Regions from separate parts of the Homo sapiens genome. Here region 2 is linked to region 1. Evidence: chromatin loops called from intact Hi-C (ENCODE). Cell type or tissue: Caco-2. All regions are shown on one strand. Each heading gives the region's core, and the rest is flanking DNA. Links, peaks and the distances in the headings are about the cores only.

Evidence for each region. Peaks named below come from ENCODE experiments on the same cell type or tissue, not always from the same donor. Only the 100,000 strongest peaks of a DNase experiment are listed, where the experiment ranks them.
Region 2: a loop joins it to region 1, with 4 times the contacts of the local background. A loop is called at or near these places in 7 of 110 quality-filtered maps.

The regions. Positions count from the first base shown.
Region 1 is chr13:27,997,011-27,999,947 of GRCh38, forward strand. No RefSeq gene overlaps it. Among named protein-coding and RNA genes, the nearest start is that of URAD, 9.8 kb to the left of the region's middle. In Caco-2, for the core only: a CTCF peak has its summit at 1,106 (motif pointing left); a DNase peak (open chromatin) is centred at 1,101.
Region 2 is chr13:27,782,034-27,784,970 of GRCh38, forward strand. No RefSeq gene overlaps it. Among named protein-coding and RNA genes, the nearest start is that of GSX1, 9.0 kb to the right of the region's middle. In Caco-2, for the core only: a CTCF peak has its summit at 1,324; no DNase peak of the experiment used is centred there.

The DNA.
Region 1 (2,937 bases), core at 132-2,631:
ACCTTAGGTGATCCACCCACCTTGGCCTCCCAAAGTGCTGGGATTACAGGCATGAGCCACCAGCCTCGGTCTACTCAGCCTTTAAAAAACAGGAAATTCTGTCCTTTATGATAACATGGATGAATCTAGAGGACATTGTGTTAATTGGAATAAGGCAGACAGAGACAGGCAAATATTGTATGATCTCACTTAGGTGTGGAATCTAAAAAAGTTGAAGCATGTAAGTAGAGTCAAATGTTGGTTACCAGAGGCTGGGGCGGGCAAGATGTGGGGGAGAGGTGAGGGGAGAAGTTTGTCAAAGGGTCCAAAGTTTCCGTTAGACAGCAGGCATAAGCTCTGGTGTTCTATTGTACAACACAATGACTGTAGTTAATAGGAATGTATTGTATACTCCAAAATGGCGAAAACACAGGGTTTTAAATGTTCTCACCACAAATAAATAATAAATATTTGAGGCCGGGCGTGGTGGCTCACACCTGTAATCCTAGCCCTTTGGAAGGCTGAGGCAATTAGATCACCTGAGGTCAGGAGTTCGAGAGCAGCCTGGCCAGCATGGTGAAACCTCGTCTCTACTAAAAATACAAAAATTAGCTGGGCGTGGTGGCACACACCTGTAATCCCAGCTACTCGGGAGACTGAGGCCATGAGAATCACTTGAATCCAGGAGGCGGAGGTTGCAGTGAACAGAGATCACACCACTGCACTCCAGCCTGGGCGAAAGAGCAAGACTCCATCTCAAAAAATGATAATAATCATAAATAAATAAATATTTGAGGCGATGGATATACTAATTACCCTGACTTCATCATCCCACAATGTTTACATGTATTGAAACATCACATTGTACCCCATAAGTAGATACAATTATTATTTGTCAGTTTAAAATAAAACTTTTAAAACCCAACTGAATACTGAAGAAATGAATTGAAGCTATCTGCATAGAGGGTTGTTTTCCTTCGAATCAGCGGATTGGCTTTTTCTTTCATTCTGCTACTTAAAATCTGCCTTTCCAGGGGCAGGCAGGGCGTAGTCGCGAAGTCAGGCCTAGGGCCTGAGATCAATTTTTTAAAGAAGTGCTAGGGCGCCAGCTGCTGGCAAGATTACTACAAAGGCCTAGTGGAAAGGGCTGCCCTTGTGCAGCAACAGCCTATGTAGGAACAGCAAGTTGCATTCCTCCTCGGTGTTAAAAATAGGTAGTTATGTCAGGTACAAAACTTGACCCAAACTGAAATAGAATCTGTGGTAAGAATTTGGTTTAATAAGAGTTGATTTTCATTTCTCCTTAAGAGGTTGTACATTTTATGTGGGTTTTTTTACCACAATAAAAAATAGACAGATATGATAAAAAGAGACAAAATGAGAATTACAAAAAGCTAAGAAAGAAAAGTAAGGAAATACAGAAAATCACATAATAGTAGAACCCAACAGTCATCTCAAGGTAAGTGTTAACAGGGGACTGGAGACAGCAAGTTATTAGCTCAAGTTTCAATTTCCTCAGAAAAAATTGGTATAAGTTTAGAACCTAATTCATAAGGTAGTTAGGAAGATTAAATGAGATAACACACATCTAGTTCCCTGCACATAACAAGCCCTTCACAGATACACATATTGGGCAAATATTGACACATTGTAAAGAATAAAAGGCATGTCTGACAATATAGCCAGTATGATTTCATTTACATAAAAAAGATGTGTGTGTGTGTGTATATGTAACTATGTGTGTGCAGTTATATATATATAAATATATATATTTATATATAAATATATGTTATATATACATAAATATATGTTATATATATTTATATATATTTATATACATATAAATATATATATTTATATACATATATAAAAATATATATATATTTATATATAAATATATGTTATATATATTTATATACATATAAATATATATTTATATACATATAAATATATATTTATATACATATAAATATATGTATATACATATAAATATATATTTATATACATATAAATATATATTTATATACATATAAATATATGTATATACATATATATATGTATATACATATAAATATATATGTATATACATATAAATATATATGTATATACATATAAATATATATAATATTTATATACATATATATATTTATATTTATATGTATATACATATATATTTATATTTATATGTATATACATATATATATTTATATTTATATGTATATACATATATATATGTATATAAATATATATATTTATATGTATATAATATACATACATATATATATATTTTTTTGAGATGGAGTTTTGCTCTTGTTGCCCAGGCTGGAGTGTAATGGCTCCATCTCGGCTCACCACAACCTCCACCTCCTGGATTCAAGTGATTCTCCTGCCTCAGCCTCCCAAGTAGCTGGGATTTACAGGGATGCGCCACCATGCCCCGCTAATTTTGTATTTTTAGTGGAGACGGGGTTTCTCCATGTTGGTCAGGCTGGTCTCAAACTCCCAACCTCAGGTGATCCACCTGCCTCGGCTTCCCAAAGTGCTGGGATTACAGGTGTGAGCTACTGTGCCCTGCCATGTAAATATATTTAACAAGAAGATGGGGGAAATATACCTCAAACTTTTTTATTTTTTCAGAGACAGGGTCTCACTCTGTAGCCCAGGCTGGAGTGCAATGGTGTGATCATGGCTCACCACAGCCTTGAACTCCTTTGAGCAATCCTCCCACCATAGCCTCCCAAGTAGCTGGGACTATGGATACACACCACCACTCCCAGCTAGTTTTTACGTTTTTTTTTTTAATTTCTGTAGAGATGGGGGTCTCTCACCACATTGCCCAGGCTGGTCTTGAACTCTTGGCCTCAAGTGATCCTCCCATCTCCGCCTCCTAAAGTGCTGAGATTACAGGCATGAACCACTGCATCCAGCCAATACCTCAAACTTTATCAGTAGTTTTCC
Region 2 (2,937 bases), core at 281-2,780, 210 kb before region 1:
CCCTACAGGGCCACTTACTTTACAAATAGAGTCACTGCCAGAGTGCATCTGTGGGAAGGGAATTCCTAGCACAGTCAGGAGACTTGTTCAAGAGGTCCCCAAGGACAATAAATTGGAGAGATCTCAGAGGCTGTTCCCGATGCTTTGATCCTTAATGAGTAATGAAAGCTTAAGAAAGTGTTTGTGTCTGCTGTACAAACTAGGCAAGGTAGAAATGCTATCTTCTTGCTGTCCCAGGATTGAGCCAGCTAAGCTTAGCCCTCAGGCTGCAGCCGATGTGAACTGTCCCATGATGTTAGTCCTCACTTAATAGCTGGAGAAGTAAAGAAAAGTGGCTGTTCATAGGAATTCAGTTTATTCATTAACTCTACATTGTGAGCTAGAAGCGGGACTTCTCCCTGAGGCGTGGAGCCTCCTCAGAGCGGATCTGCTGACAAACAATCATCAGTGGATCTCACCTGTTCTATTTTCTTTCCTTCTTACAAGGCCTGCTGTACTAGAGATATTAGTTTAGTACTCCAAAATGACACAGAGATCTGTGCAGTTACAATTACTCAAGTAACGGTGACAGACTCAATGTTCTTTGTTGGAATTACCAGGGTTTTTGAGAATGAGGAACACTAGTCAAGTGGTGAAGATATTATCCTTTGGAATTGCACATAACTGCAAGACAACATGGCCCCAGAATCCATTGGTAATGCATCAGCCTGTCTGTGCCAACTAGGAGTAGAAATACTCAGCTCCCTGCCAGGGTTGTAGGCATGGCCAAGAAAATCCTGGAGCAGCTGCTGTAAGAATCAAGGCATTTTGTCAGCAGCCTTCTCTGCAAACCCCTCCCTTCCTTTCTTCTGAAAATGTAGTGAGGGTACAGCCAGCACTGGTCACTGTGGCTCTGAGAAATTGCAAATCCAAGTACTTTGCTGAATAAAATGGGAGCTTGGCTGTGTTCCTTAAAGGTGGGGGTGGAGGTGAAGGCGATGGTCAGATAAATCCCCAGGACCTTTTAAACCAGTCCTCTCTACTCTGCTCTGTATGATGTACCACAGAATTTCTGCCTTCAACAAGTCCTCAGCTCCTTCCCTTCCAGTGGCTTATCTTTGCTTTCTTTGGTGATTTGGAGCCAAGGCTTTCCGAAAGGTCAAGACTAGAGGAGGGGATGTGGCCTGGGCCTGCTCTGATAAAAATGGGCAAAGAGGAGTGTGTGTGGAGGGAACGGAGCAGCCACAGGACAGCACCACTCTCTGTGGGTTTATTGCTTTATGCTGCCACCTGGCTGAGCCCTGAGCTTCAGGCTCCTGCTGGCAGAGAAAGAAAAGGCAGAGAAGACAGGGAACATTTACACTGAGAGGTCTCAACATCAGGCTTCCTGATGGGAATCCCGCCTGAGGCCACAGACCATCACATCCAGCCTCCTGACTCAAGTGTCACTGTCACTCACTTCTAAGGGGGAAACAGGAACTGTTTCGAAAGGTGGACTTAAAGGCGAGGGGTTCATTCATCAACGGATAACTACTTTAGGTGAGACTGGTTCTGTCAGTCTCTAATCCACCATGTTTTCTTCTTTTTTAAATCTGCAAATTTGTTGCATGGAGATTCTTAGTAAGATATTTCATACTCATCTTCCAGGTCCCTGAGTAGAACTCCTTCATCCCTGCAGAAATTATCTTTGCTTCCAGTACTTTCAAGGTGGAAGAGAAAAGGAAATGGCTGGGGGTGAATAACTTAGGCTGAAACTTCTATGTCCAGAGAAGGCCTCACCAATGTTTCTGCATCCTGTCACCCAGGAAAGAAAACATACAGCTAAAATTTACTGAGGCCACACTCGGTCTTGGGCAGCATCTCAGCATTCTACGAATGCATACGGAGTAAACAGTGGTCCCTGGAGCAAGATGTAGAAGGAGGCAGTATGTCTATCTCAGGCTCAGCTCACGGACTCAGGGGAAACCTCCCTGGAAGGAGATAATGTGGTTTTTGTCAGGGTGGTGCCAGCCGACAGACTGGCCTGTGGATACTTGTAAGGCATCTCATGAAGGACACCCAGGAAACCATATGGGAATGGGAGGAATTTTGCAAGTAAGGCCAGAGGTCCAGCAAGCTCCATATAGAAACTCTAGGTTGTTATTAACTGCTTCTACCTAAACCCAATGAATGAGAAACCTGGTACTTACATTCAGGTTACACATATATTATCTCTAATCTTTTCAAGATAGGTGAAGTATCATTCCAATTTTACTGTAAGAAAACTAAAGAGCTGAGCACTTATGAAATCTTACGATGCTCATCAAGATGCAACTATGATCATTGAATAAGTGCAAGAGACGAGATTCCTCTATTGCCATCAGCACTAACATTAAACATTTATTAAATATATACATTGTGCCAAGTGCTATGATAAAGGTTGGTGACACCTCTGTAAATAGCCTTAATCCCTTCCCTTAAGGGCTTGCAATCCAGTTGGAAGGCAACAAGAGGGTATCCCAGCAACTATGCCATAATTACATTGATTCCTTCATTTGGCTTGATGCTTATCATCTGATTGGATCGGGGGTTGGGGACCATATTAGTTATGCTTAGATGCAGATGTAATAGAAAACTTAAATAATAATAAAAAAGATGTTTACCTTTTGCTCACATAAAATAGGTAGGCAGCTCCTTGATCTCTCAGGGACTCTGCTTCTTCTCATCTTTCTCCTCCATTATTCCCAGTACAAAGCTTCTATCTTTAAGTCATCTCCTGGACCAAGATGGTTGCTAAAAAAATTCACCATCCATGCAACAAGAGGAAAGGAAGAGGAAAAGAACGGAAACAGTGCCTGACAGCTGCTGAGGCTTTCCCCAAAGTATCTCCTCGCCACTAAGCTTTCTGCTTCCAACTCATTAGCCATCATTTGTTACAAGGAGGGCTCAGATATTTGGTACACGCTATTGCCCTAAATA